2 separate regions of the Homo sapiens genome follow, and region 1 is linked to region 2. The links are chromatin contacts, found by Hi-C or POLR2A ChIA-PET in ENCODE. All regions are on one chromosome and are shown on one strand. The core of a region is the stretch at or near the end of the contact, and the rest is flanking DNA. Distances in the headings are between cores, read along the strand shown. Region 1 holds the start of LINC01497 (long intergenic non-protein coding RNA 1497). Region 2 overlaps LINC01483 (long intergenic non-protein coding RNA 1483).

Region 1 (6,619 bases), core at 3,035-5,534, 350 kb before region 2:
GGGAGTGGCTTAGAATGGTGTATATGAGGAAGCAAAAAATAAATCAGTCATGAGAATTATCACATTGAGAAAACTTCAAATGTAGTTATTGGCACATGTAATTGACTAGAAACAAGACAATTTCAATGTCTGTTAGTTTGGGGAAAATTGTTTCCCTAAGGATTCTATGAGCATGGACTGAAAGTATTGACTTCTTAAGCTTTAAGATTAGTGCTGGGTCCCCCAGCTTTTATCAGCACCAAACATAATCTCCAATCCCACTTCCTGAAGGTCATGGGAAAGATAGACAAAGAAGAATCTCTCAGAGGCTGGAATCAGTAACCATGGAGAACAGTGAAGAAAGGAGATTCTAGGGAGCATAATTTAGGAATAAACGAAAGATTTTTTCCCAGCCAAATAATAGGACCCTTAATATGTGCCTAACATGATTTCAAAATTGCTATGGTTCAGTAACAGCTGCATGCCTCTCATTTTTTCCTTTACCAAACAGGTGTCTAAAATGTTTTCCCGTATCTATGTATCTTCCCTGCATGGTATATGTATGCATGTGTGTGTTTGTTTGCATGTGTGTGTGTGTGTGTGTGTGTGTGTATAAATATATATCATTTGTAGGCTCAAAGAAGCCACTTCAATTCTGGTCTAGAGAGATGAGCATCACTCAAGGATGCTGGACTTTAAGTTTTCTGCAATGACTTGTTGGGACCTTTAGTTTTCCACCTTCAGAAAGGACACCCGTGTGTTCCATGTGTGGCAGGAAAAATGGAATAGATGTTTGGTGAACAAATGGACAGAATTGGCACAGACTGACTAGCTCTTCATCAAATGTATTTTCTTCATGTCCCAAGCACATAGATAGACTATATTTCCTAACTTCCACTGTACTTAGGTATAGCCACATAACTGAGTATTGTCAATGAAAATATAGGTAGAAATAATTTTCACTGCCTCCAAGCCTGGTGCATAAAACCACACACACAAAAGCCTCTCTCTGTTTCTTCATGTATTAACCGGACAGGGAAGGCTTTCAAGCTCAGTAGGAAGGCAGATGCAGAAGATGAAAGGAGCCTAAGTCCCTGAATAGTCACTTAGAGGATTGCTCTACCAGAAACTCCCAATGTTAATAAGAGATAAACTTATTATTTAGTTAAGTCATTGATATTTGTAGCTTTTCTCTTACACTCCATGTTAAGCAGAATGATGACACACCCTCAAAGATGTCCACTTCCTTATCTTTGGAACTTGTGAATATATTAAGTTATATGGCTGAATGGGGGAAATTAAGGTTGTAATGGAATTTAGGTTGCTTGACAGCTGATATTAGAAGAGAGGGGTTATCCTGGGTTATCCACGTAGGCTCGATGTAATTACACGGCCCTTAAAAATGGAAGAAGGAGCAGCAGAGGAGATCACAGTGATGCCATATCAGGACTCAACTCACTGTTGCTGGCTCCGAAGATGGAAGATTGGGGATAAAAGCCAAGGAATGCAGGTAGCCTCTAGGATCTGGAAAAGACAAGGAAATGGATTCTTCCTTAGAGTCTCCAGAAGGGAAGGTAGCCCAGCCAACACCTTGATTTTGGTCCAATGAAAAACACTTCAGACATCTAACCTAAGAGCAAGAAGATAATAAATTTGTATTATTTAAGCCTCTAAGTTTGTGGTAATTTGCTACAGCAGCAATAGAAAACTAATACACAGCCATTAACATTACATTTATAAGTTTAAATTAAATGGCATTGTATAAATCCCTCATGCATCTCCTCCTTTCAGCCTATCAAAACATACTCTCAGATTGTTAGTTCATACTCTGTATAAATGCCTAAATAAGATAAAATTAATACCTCCCAAAGAGATTTGAACTTCAAGGGGAAATCAAGTATTACAGTTAATGCATAAATCTCTACCAGATGGAAATTCAGTCTGGCCTAGAGACTAGGAGAATTATTATTACAGCTAAATGGCAACATATAGTTCTCTTACTTTACCTTCCAATGTTTCAGAACCATGCTTTCTCTGATTTTAGATTACCATTTGTTAAAGAGTAAGGAAGATGGCTGGGCGCAGTGGCTCACGCTTGTAATCCCAGCACTTCTGGAGGCCGAGGCGGGTGGATCACCTGAGGTTGGGAGTTTGAGACGAGCCTGACCAACATGGAGAAACCCCGTCTCTACTAAAAAAAAAAAAAAAAAAAAAAAATTAGCTAGGAGTGGTGGCACTTGCCTGTAATCCCGGCTACTCAGGAGGGTGAGGCAGGAGAATCACCTGAACCTTCAACCCAGGAGGCAGAGGTTGCAGTGAGCTGAGATGAGCCATTGCACTCCAGCCTGGGCAACAAGAGCGAGACTCCGTCCAAAAAAAACACACCAAAAAACAGAATAAGGAAGCTACTAAAACTGGGGAATTGAGCTCTAGGATATCTAAGCTACAACAGAGATGGTTTATCTGAAAACAAAAATTACTTAACCACTCTAGCTTGTTTTCCTTTCTCCAAGATGAAAGGCATTAGAGTTATACTAACTGGCCTGGTAGATCTCTGTCTGTTCTAAGCTGCTGTAAAGCAGATGAGTCTATATTTCTCTAATGGCTCCCACGCAAATTAGTTTATTAGCAAATATAAATTTTTACATGTTTGACTTTTTCCCACTCTAATTGTTCTTATGACTGATATCCAACTAAGAAGAAATGTGACAATAGTGGGTAGTGACAGAATGACCATTTAGGTATTAAAATTCTTTCTTCACTTAATTGTCAACTGGTTAGGAGAAGTGGGATAACTTTCTCTTCTGACGGAGGGAAAAAATGACCAAGGTATTGTAAAGAAAGTTTAATCAGCAGACATCAGACTTGGTTGGAATCATACACATGGTAGTAACAGTCAAGCAAAGATGGAGGAAAGATAATAGACAGCATCTGGGAAATGGTACTGAAAAAGAAGTGGGACACAAAATCTCCATTAGCAGAGAGACAACAGTAGTCTTTTTGTGTGGTTTACTGTTATAAAATTCTGAATAGGAATTCTGTTTCACAGCTGTTAAAAGAGAATTGAAATACAACTGTGTCCAATAATTGAAAAGCAGCTGTTCATTCGCCATGTCTAAAAACAATTGTATAGGAGAAATTGGCTTGGCAGTACAGCAAAAAAAAAAAAAAAAAAAGTGTAATTATTTTTAATTGCCAAAGTGGGGAAGCAATCTGACAGTGGAATAGGACATTGTATGACATCATGAAATCTGCTTTTCTGAGAGTTGAAAAATGGTTAACATTTTCTCTGCCTGATGTGCTATCCGAAGGCAGGAAGGAGTCCCAGTTCATCCCTTATAGGCCCTTAGAGAGAGCATTGTGATGCCAGTTTCCTTTTTTTGTCTATTTTTCCTCCATATATGTACACATATTGTGCACATAACTGATATGTTTTCTTAAGACTTCCCTTTACAGTAACTATTTCCCACTCTGCTGCAGACTAACAAAAACAGAAAACTAAAGGGAAATCAGTGTGAGTCCTGAAAGTTGTGTCCTGCAGTAGGGATTCTGCATAAAACACAAAGAGAGGACACAAAATACGCCACTTTTCAAGTCACATTTACAAAAGGCTTCTCTTTTATCATAATTCACTCGCCAAAAATATAATTGGACAGTCCTTTAGCATTCTGCAGTATTTCTCAGCACCAGCAAAGAGACAGTAAGGAATTTTTCACCAAGAGCCATGAGTAAAGAGAGCTTGTAGCCTTCTACAAGGATCTGGTTGCTCTGAATGGTCAAGTAATCGTGGGAAGTTTATTGTCAATGCCCGGGTAGCAACTCTTTCAACTATGTGATGATCCGCTTTTTTGCTTGCTTTCTATTAAAAAACTGTATTTGATTCTGTGCAAATTCATAAACCAAACACAAAATTCAGGGGTTAAAGAAAACAGTTCTGTAAACAGATGAGACAGACATGCTAATACATTGGAAACATGCTATTTAAATTCAGACTAGTTAAACAGGATGCCCTTTTGTCACTGACCAAATTGTTAAATTGGTGCCTTGGCAAGAGCCTTTTGTACTCTGAAGATTCCCGGGATCCAAACCTCTGTGGTATTAAAACAAACAGAGTAAATATTTTCCTTGAAGTTTACATCCAAGATCTAAATATTTCCAAGCATGTCAAACTCACTTTTCTCCACCGCTCCCTGCAGGGTCCGTGTAGACTTCGGCTGCCAAAGAACCCAGTTGAACTTGCCTTGGGAGGGGCTCCATCCCTGAAGACAAGCAAAGCTCAGAGCCAGAAGCAGGGTGTCTTGCAGCTGTGCTGCTCTGCTTGGCAGAAGGAACTCACGCAGCAGCAGGTGTGCTATCTGCTGACTTCAACACACAGAGACGGGGAAGGCTCTGTCCTTGCTGCTTGCTCCCTAAGCTTGAATATCTGCCATTCCCTTTTACCTATTTGCAGAGAAGTGCCAAGAACCTACCCCGGAAAACCTGCATTTCTCTTCATTAGCTTTAAGTGTGCAAGTCAGCTTTCTAGCTACATAACTTCTAGCTACATAACTTAAGCTAGTTGCAACTGCAAAATAAAGTGATTCCTCTGCAGAATCTAGCAGAGAATATTAACAAACTCTGTTTCTTCTCTCTCTCCCTTGTTTCATATTGTTTTCCATCCAACATGCAGCTGAAGTTCTCTTAGAAAGAGACTACAAAGAACCACAATTGAGTACCACATCAGTATTTTTTTTGGACCTTGTATCTTGGGGACTTACTCTGAAAGTGTCCCAGCATAATCGCGAAGACAATGCTCTGCTCTTTCTTTTTTTTTTTTTTTGGTAGTTACTGACAGTAAATTTTCAAACTGCCATCTCAAATTCAGTGTAATTGAACTCAACCAGAAATAATGAATATAACTGTGGGTATCAATACCTTTGCCTTTAAACTCAGTGAGGTACTTCAAAGTACCTCATCCCACCTCTAAGAAATGCACTTACATTTACCTGGAGTTACCTAATATAAATGAGCCCAGTGCTGCACTGGCCAGGCCTTCCTTCACTGAAGAACTTGTTGCTCTTCAGCTGTTGGCAGATGGCCATAAGCTGGCTGCCCTTCCAAGGATTGCCTCTGTTACAGAGAGCAGCCTTGCCCAAGGACACATCCCTTTGCAGGGAGCCCACATCCAAAAACTGATCAAGGAGGGAGTGTAAGGGCCTGTTCATTGCAAATCAACCTGAGAAAATGCTGAAGGGTCATTCTAGCTCTAGAAATCTCTATGAGATTCCCTGAAGCTGTGATGGGTCTCCGTGGAAGCTCAACTTCTTTCTCTGCCCTGTCTGCTTCCTTCCCCTAACTCGAGAGGTGTTGAATCCAAGGATGCACCTTAATTAACATAACGAGCTCTTAATTTCATCTCAGATTCGGCTTCCCAGGAACCCTAATCTTTGCCACATAGGCTCCTACAAAGCCCATTTTGGGGGGAGTCATGTCTGCATTTGATGCAGGCATCCAACCAGTCAAGTATTTGATTAAATAGGTACAATGTATAAATTTATATCCATAGGAAAATGAGGAAGGAATATTTACTTCTATCTTGGTAGAATATATAGTCAAGTTAGAGAGTTAGCATAAATATATGAAAACGTAACTCATTATATAACAAATGATAAGTATCCAATGGTTACATGGCATTGGGACTTATCAGAAGGGAAGATTGGTTTTAGGACAAACTAGTTGCTGGTTCTTTCAGGAGCAGTAAGTTTATTGTAACCCATTATTATCTGCAGGCTGTTCTTCTATGAAAGTCATCCCATCAGGACATACAAGAGTCTTCACCCTAGAAATGAGATTGATTCTGAGTAGCCTTCCTGCTGCTCTGTACCTCATGGTGAAACTGTCAGACAATTCACAATGGCAGTAGGTAAAAAACATACTTCCATAAATACTTTTTCCATGAGATCTGCTATCGTTGACCCTCTTCTTCCTGGGTTGCTTAGGTTCCCAGGGACTCTCCACTTTCCCCCTTCAAACTCCAAAGCATTGACCCATAATGAAGGTGCCTTGCCCCTCTTCTGGCTGAGCTGGTTTGCAGGGTTGGCCCTGCCAATCCAAATCCCCAAAGCTGGGTCTTGCTCTCACCTGTCTTGACTTTGCCTTTCTTGACATCTTCATTGTTTCCATTTCTACTTCTAAGTTCTCATCTCCATTTTGCCCCTTCTAGATTCTATCAACCTGCTGTGATCTCCCATCTCCTATGTAGAACTAACAGAATTTGCTCTGCCTTTTTACAAAATCACAGTCCAACATGGAGGCCTTGGGCAAATCATTTAATCTCATTCATCTTCAGTAGTCTCATTTACAAAATGAGGATACTAATTCCTACCTCCTGTAGATGAGAATGATAATGATTAATGAACTGACTTGAAAGCAGGAGTCTCCTGGGAAGAAGTAAAAACAAAACATAAACATAAAATCCTTGCCAAAACCATTACCTAGATTTACTGTATACCAAGCACTGTGTAAAGTGTTATATCATAATATATAACCCTCCAGTAGAAATTCCAAGGAACTGTGACAAAAAGTTGTGTCACTTGGGAATTAAAATGTGATTTATCTTTGGTTACTCTGACTCTATTCCAGGTGTAATCTGAAACAACAC
Region 2 (7,472 bases), core at 3,986-6,485:
AAAATACTGGCGAACCAAATCCAGCAGCACATCAAAAAGCTTATCCACCATGATCAAGTGGGCTTCATCCCTGGGATGCAAGGCTGGTTCAACATACTCAAATCAATAAATGTAATCCAGCATATAAACAGAACCAAAGACAAAAACCACATGATTATCTCAATAGATGCAGAAAAGGCCTTTGACAAAATTCAACAACCCTTCATGCTAAAAAACTCTCAATAAATTAGGTATTGATGGGACATATCTCAAAATAATAAGAGCTGTCTATGACAAACCCACAGCCAATATCATACTGAATGGGCAAAAACTGGAAGCATTCCCTTTGAAAACTGGCACAAGACAGGGATGCCCTCTCTCACCACTCCTATTCAACATGGTGTTGGAAGTTCTGGCCAGGGCAATTAGGCAGGAGAAGGAAATAAAGGGTATTCAATTAGGAAAAGAGGAAGTCAAATTGTCCCTGTTTGCAGATGACGTGATTGTATATCTAGAAAACCCAACTGTGTCAGCCCAAAATCTCCTTAAGCTGATAAGCAACTTCAGCAAAGTCTCAGGATACAAAATCATTGTACAAAAATCACAAGCATTCTTATACACCAATAACAGACAAACAGAGAGCCAAATCATCAGTGAACTCCCATTCACAATTGCTTCAAAGAGAATACCTAGGAATCCAATTTACAAGGGACATGAAGGACCTCTTCAAGGAGAACTACAAACCACTGCTCAATGAAATAAAAGAGGATACAAACAAATGGAAGAACATTCCATGCTCATGGGTAGGAAGAATCAATATCATGAAAATGGCCATACTGCCCAAGGTAATTTATAGATTCAATGCCATCCCCATCAAGCTACCAATGACTTTCTTCACAGAATTGGAAAAAACTACTTTAAAGTTCATATGGAACCAAAAAAGAGCTCGCATCGCCAAGTCAATCCTAAGCCAAAAGAACAAAGCTGGAGGCATCATGCTACCTGACTTCAAACTATACTACAAGGCTACAGTAACCAAAACAGCATGGTACTGGTACCAAAACAGAGATATAGATCAATGGAACAGAACAGAGCCCTCAGAAATAACGCCGCATATCTACAACTATCTGATCTTTGACAAACCTGAGAAAAACAAGCAATGGGGAAAGGATTCCCTATTTAATAAATGGTGCTGGGAAAACTGGCTAGCCATATGTAGAAAGCTGAAACTGGATCCCTTCCTTACACCTTATACAAAAATTAATTCAAGATGGATTAAAGACTTAAACGTTAGACCTAAAACCATAAAAACCCTAGAAGAAAACCTAGGCATTACCATTCAGGACATAGGCATTGGCAAAGACTTCATGTCTAAAACACCAAAAGCAATGGCAACAAAAGACAAAATTGACAAATGGGATCTAATTAAACTAAAGAGCTTCTGCACAGCAAAAGAAACTACCATCAGAGTGAACAGGCAACCTACAGAATGGGAGAAAATTTTCACAACCTACTCATCTGACAAAGGGCTAATATCCAGAATCTACAATGAACTCAAACAAATTTACAAGAAAAAAACAAACAACCCCATCAAAAAGTGGGCAAAGGACATGAACAGTCACTTCTCAAAAGAAGACATTTATGCAGCCAAAAGACACATGAAAAAATGCCCATCATCACTGGCCATCAGAGAAATGCAAATCAAAACCACAATGAGATACCATCTCACACCAGTTAGAATGGCAATCATTAAAAAGTCAGGAAACAACAGGTGCTGGAGAGGATGTGGAGAAACAGGAACACTTTTACACTGTTGGTGGGACTGTAAACTAGTTCAACCATTGTGGAAGTCAGTGTGGCGATTCCTCAGGGATCTAGAACTAGAAATACCATTTGACCCAGCCATCCCATTACTGGGTATATACCCAAAGGACTATAAATCATGCTGCTATAAAGACACATGCACACATATGTTTATTGTGGCACTATTCACAATAGCAAACACTTGGAACCAACCCAAATGTCCAACAATGATAGACTGGATTAAGAAAATGTGGCACATATACACCATGGAATACTATGCAGCCATAAAAAATGATGAGTTCATGTCCTTTGTAGGGACATGGATGAAATTGGAAATCATCATTCTCAGTAAACTATCGCAAGGACAAAAAACCAAACACTGCATGTTCTCACTCCTAGGTGGGAATTGAACAATGAGAACACATGGACACAGGAAGGGGAACATCACACTCTGGGGACTGTTGTGGGGTGGGGGGAGGGGGGAGGGATAGCATTAGGAGATATACCTAATGCTAAATGATGAGTTAATGGGTGCAGCGCACCAGCATGGCACATGTATACATATGTAACTAACCTGCACATTGTGTACATGTACCCTAAAACTTAAAGTATAATAATAATAAAATTAAAAAAATGATTATAAAAAAAAAGGAAAAAAAAACTGACCTCTTTTACCTAAAGGTTTTTTATTTTTCCCCCACAAGGTCATACATACTGTTTTTTTTTCTTTTTTAAATTTTAATGTAGTAAGGAACACTTAACACTTACCACATCTACCCTCCCACCAGATTCTTAAGTGTTCAATATAGTAATTGCTGTGCACATACAGAATGTTGCATAGCAGATCTCTGGGGCTTATGCATCCTGCATAACTGATTTTTTGCCCTTTGATTAGCAACTCCCCATTTTCCCCTCCCCTCAGCCCCTGGCAACCACGATTCTCTTCTTTGCTTTCTTGACTTTGGCTGGCAGAGACAAATTCTTAGTAATCACCTATAAAACTGCTAAATTTAGATTTCTGAAGGTTTTAAACTACTGAGAGGGCAGTTGGCAAGGCTTTATTCCTGATTCTCGACTGCACTTATATATATCTAACTACTAGCACCTGCCTTGGCCTTCCTCCTTTCAATCTTGTATTAGTCTGTTCTCACGCTCCTATCAAGAAATACCTAGGCTGGGCATGGTGGCTCACACCTGTAATCCCAGCGGTTTGGGAGGCTGAAGCAGGTAGATCGCCTGAGCTCAGAAGTTTGAGACCAGGGTGAAACCCTGTCTCTACAAAAAATACAGAAATTAGTCACGCGTGGTGGTACACACCTGTGATTCCAGCTACTCTAGAGGCTGAGGTGGGAGGTTGGCTTGAGCCTGGGAGGTGAAGGTTGCAAAGAGCCAAGATCACACCACTGTACTCCAGCCTGGGTGACAGAGCCAGACTCTGTCTCAAAAACAAACAAAAAAAAAGAAATAAGAAAGAAAGAAAGGCCTGAGACTGAGTAATTTATAAAGAAAAGAGGTTTCATTGGCTCACAATTCTGCAGGCTGTACAGGAAGAATGACAGCATCTGCTTGGTTTCTAGGGAGGCCTCAGGAAACTTACAATCATGGTGGAAGGCAAAGGGGAAGCCAGCACTTCATATGTCCAGAGCAGGAGCAAGAGAGAGAGGGACGGGGGAGGTGCCACATACTTTTAAACAACCAGATCTTGTGAGAACTTACGACACAGTACCAAGAGGGGATGATACTAAAGCATTCATGAGAATTCCACCTCCATGATCCAGTCACCTCCCACCAGGCCCCACTTCCAATATTGGGGATTACAATTTAACAGGAGATTTGGGCAGGGACACAAATCCAAACCATATCAAATCTGTGATGTTGCTTTCTTACCACCTATATCACTACCTACTCACAGCTATAAATAATAGAGAAAATAATGCATTTACAATAGCATATCTCATAGTTTCTATCTGCCTGCCAATGTAATGACAAGCAACCTCAGCAGAAACTCAAAGATAGCAGAATGCAATTCTAATCAGAAAAATGCCCCTAACAGTTCAGTGGCTCACTCCAATCTGTAGCAAGCTCACTCACATAACACTCCACCCAGAGATCTCTGCAGCTGATATGGTTTGGCTCTGTGTCCCCGCCCAAATCTCACTTTGAATTGTAATAATCCTCATGTGTCAAGGGTGGGACCAGGTGGAGGGAATCGGATCATGGTGGCAGTTTCTCCCATGCTGTTCTCGTGATAATGAGTGAGTCTCAAGAGATCCGATGGTTTTATAAGCATCTGGCATTTCCCCTGCTTGCATTCATTCTCTCTGCTGCCACCCTGTGAAGAGATGCCTTCCACCATGATTGTAAGATTCCTGAGGCCTCCGCAGCCATGCAGAACTGAGTCAATTAAACCTCTTTTCTTTATAAATTACCCAGTCTTGGGTATTTCTTCATAGCAGTGTGAGAACAGACTAATACAGCAGCTGTTATCCATCAGCAACATCAGCCTTACTTAGATGGTTAAAAATAAAATGTTGTATTTGGGGTGGGGGTCAGGGTGAATGGGGAAGGCAGTGGCTAGCCCAAGGCATTTTCTTGCTCAAGGAATGATTTTTGAAGATTTACAATTGTTTCTGTTCCTCTTCACTGGTATTTTCACCAGATGGATTTTTTGCTAAATGCCGCAGAGAAAATCATTAGCCAGCTTATATCCCTTGAGTAATGGTATTTAATGGTTTTATGCAGAAAAGTTACATTAATATAAATCAGTGGTCCTCGACAGGTGGCAATCCTTCCCTATCCCAACATTTAGCAAATTCTGGAGACATTTTAGGGGCAGGAAATTCTAGCGGCATCTAGTGGCAAGGGCCAGGGATGCTACTAAATACCCTACAATGCACAAGACAGTCCCCCACAACAAGGAATAATCTGACCAGAGGTAAATCATGCCAAGGGAAGGAAACCCCAGTCACTCCATAATTTAGCTATGAATGCATGTATGCCAAAAGGGGAAGGAGCTATAATGCAATATCAAAAAAAATCACAATGTAGCAAAAAAATTAAGCTAACACGATCTTTGTCATAGAAGAAAACTTGTGACATTGGAATAGGGAGCAAAAAGCCTTTGAAACACAGTAAGGGAACTTGCATTTATAACAGGTCACAAAATTAATTCAAAAGATAACAGTGCCCTGAGCTTGCCAAGTATGCCATCGTGACTGTAGCCTCATGGATTCATAGGCACGCCTGTAAGAATACAGAAATAGGTTTATTTAATCCTGACTTTCTTTTGAGCACTGGCAACAGATGAGTTCTCTGCGCCAAATCCTGCCCATAGAAAGCTAATGGGTGTTGCACGCAGTTATCCAAGAACACAAATTGGCTTTGTGGTTTCTTGTGGCATTTGGCTAGCTGAATCAGAGGAAACAACTAGAAGCTGAGGCAGATGGTTCACAGGCAATATGCTATAATGTCTTCTTACAAATATGTAGTTATGTATTAATAGGTAACCTCTTGGGAAACATGGACAAATATATCATTTTTTGCAATTCTCAGTTTCTAATACAGCTCTGTATGTTGTTGGTGCTCAATACCACTGGTTTCATATTTGTTAACTATCTCATACTCTATTCAAACTCATATCCTCATATCTTTGGAATGTGGAAGCAGACACAAACAAGCAGCTTAGCAAGGAGCACTGACTAAATACCAAGTACTGCATCAAGGGCCAGAAACCCAGTGATAAATAAGATGAGTATGTTGTCCACCATTTCTGAGCCTATTACTCCTCTGAGTTTATTGTGGCCCTTTCTATCTAAGTGAGGCTGAAGGCCACTCCTGTAACAGAAGTAAAAGTTGAAATTCTCAACTCCATGCTTCTTCCGTGAAGCCCTCCATCAGTAACATGCTAACAGGTTGGAAAAAGAGTTGACAAATATGTACACTGGTCAGGTAGAAGAGGAGACATGGTAAAAGAGGAGTAAAGGAGAATGGTATTCTTTCTCAGGTAAAGAAACTATCTTCAACAAACTCCTTTGACAGTAGGCAAGAGGGTGTATAACATGGTATTGAGTGGAGGCAGAAATATTAACCTAAACCAGAGCTACTGGTGCTGAAACAAAGATTCTAGCAATTCTGAGACCAATGGAAAAAAAAAAATTTTATAACCCGTCTGCCAGCCTGTAAGCCTGTTTCCACTTCAGAATTAATTAGTATCAACATTTTACCAGCCAATATGTCTCAAAAAAAAAAAAAATCAACAGTGTGCTCTGCTTTTTTTCTTGTGCAATAAACCCCTAGGGATTACAGATATATTTATACCACATCTTTCAGGACAGTTGGAAATATTAACCAAAAGTACGTACCTAATGATTGTTTTCATTGTAATGCATTTGTATTATTTTCAATGAATGAAATTTATTAAATGACTATATAAATGTGATATGTCTATATATAAAACAAGTTCCATAAGCATACATAAAGCAGAAAATTTTGTCAGACTATTATATTCTGACTTAGGCATGGTCATCTTCCACTTGTAAGATTCGTATCTCCCATACATAAGCTAAATGACTCTGTAGAAGATTATCTGGTCAGAAGATGTGACTAGAAATTCATAAATGTTCTATTTCTATTAAACCTGCCTCACTGACACAGCCCACTTTTGTTCTCTCCTATTCTGCAAGACTTCGAAGGCTGGTTTAACATTCCTGTGTTCTCAGCTATATAATTCTGGTCTTTCCACCAAAGCAGTTTTATTTCCTGACAGTCACTACAGCTTATGAAAGCCAGTGCTATTGGGAAAATATTCCAAATGCACAGGTTATGTGGTTGTGGAAAATAGGCATTAATGGAAAAGGGACTGAAACCAAGTTCTCTTCCGATTGCTATTTTGGAACTTCTGGTTTTTCTGTGGAGCTCCAAGTCAGTGGTGATTGCAAAACCAAAGAGACCAAACAGAATATTCAAAAAGCAAATGACCAGGAGGAGTTTATTTAGAAAATAGATAAATACAAATTGTGCTTTATGGGTTTTCATGTTTATGTCAGAAGGAATGGGTAATGTTGGACAGTCTGAAAGTGATGCTGTGGAATTTCTGTATTTCTCTTTTGTTTCAAATCATTCTCCCTGTATCTGATACTAAACTCTTCAGAAAGGTTTCACAGCTGTGTCCTTTGGGCACAGGGCATGTTCTGACATGCAGAGGATTATCTTGTGCAGCCTGTGGCCGCCAGCGCCACCTAGCTTCTGTATACATTTCCTCAACTCAACAGTTTTCCAAATTGTTCAATTAAATGAGCCAGTCTTCCATGAGAGCTCAGTATCGGTCTCACAGATTTTGAATGATGAAATTGAGGACGCGAGTTGGAACAGCCAAACTGCTCTGAATGGTTGTCAGGTAGAAAGACATGTTCTCTAAGTCTGTGGAACTTTAGGTAGGATTGACAACAATTCTCAATGCATTCATCACCTGCCTGTCTTTTATTTGACAAACCTTTGTGTGCCAAGCAGTTAGATAACGTGCACAGAGACCCAGCTTCTGAATTTTAACCACTATGTTTCAAATTAGGGAGGATTTCTAAGAAGAGAGTCTTTGCTAGGCTCACACTCAGGGACTGCTTCCCAATGAAGGAGATCAGAATATGTCACCCCAAAATATGCCGGCATAAGAATTATTTTGAGCTGGGGGCAAT

Evidence for each region. A loop is a pair of places that touch in the nucleus more often than their neighbours do. ChIA-PET counts read pairs that join two places held with the same protein, here RNA polymerase II (POLR2A). Pooled maps may share reads with other maps.
Region 1: a map of IMR-90 shows a loop between it and region 2 (3-fold over the local background). The contact joins the promoter of LINC01497 here to the enhancer-like site in region 2. A Hi-C loop is called at or near these places in 4 of 168 maps with a recorded cell type or tissue (IMR-90, PC-3, mammary epithelial cell and 1 more) and 5 of 50 pooled maps. POLR2A ChIA-PET finds 5 or more read pairs at or near these places in 1 of 52 experiments (Panc1).

Annotation. Positions count from the first base shown.
Region 1 is chr17:69,959,372-69,965,990 of GRCh38, reverse strand. It overlaps LINC01497 (long intergenic non-protein coding RNA 1497), which reads right to left and starts at 4,284. Exons shown (of 5, transcript NR_110875.1): 1 at 4,154-4,284; 2 at 1,439-1,609.
Region 2 is chr17:69,606,879-69,614,350 of GRCh38, reverse strand. The region is part of intron 2 of LINC01483 (long intergenic non-protein coding RNA 1483); the gene reads right to left. Among named protein-coding and RNA genes, the nearest start is that of LINC01483, 17 kb to the right of the region's middle. RefSeq lists enhancers at 6,869-7,138, 6,214-7,413. Within about 2 kb of position 5,235, at least 8 of the 41 ENCODE cell types and tissues checked have a DNase peak (open chromatin) inside an H3K27ac peak, as active enhancers do; they include IMR-90, PC-3 and mammary epithelial cell, where a contact is called at or near this core.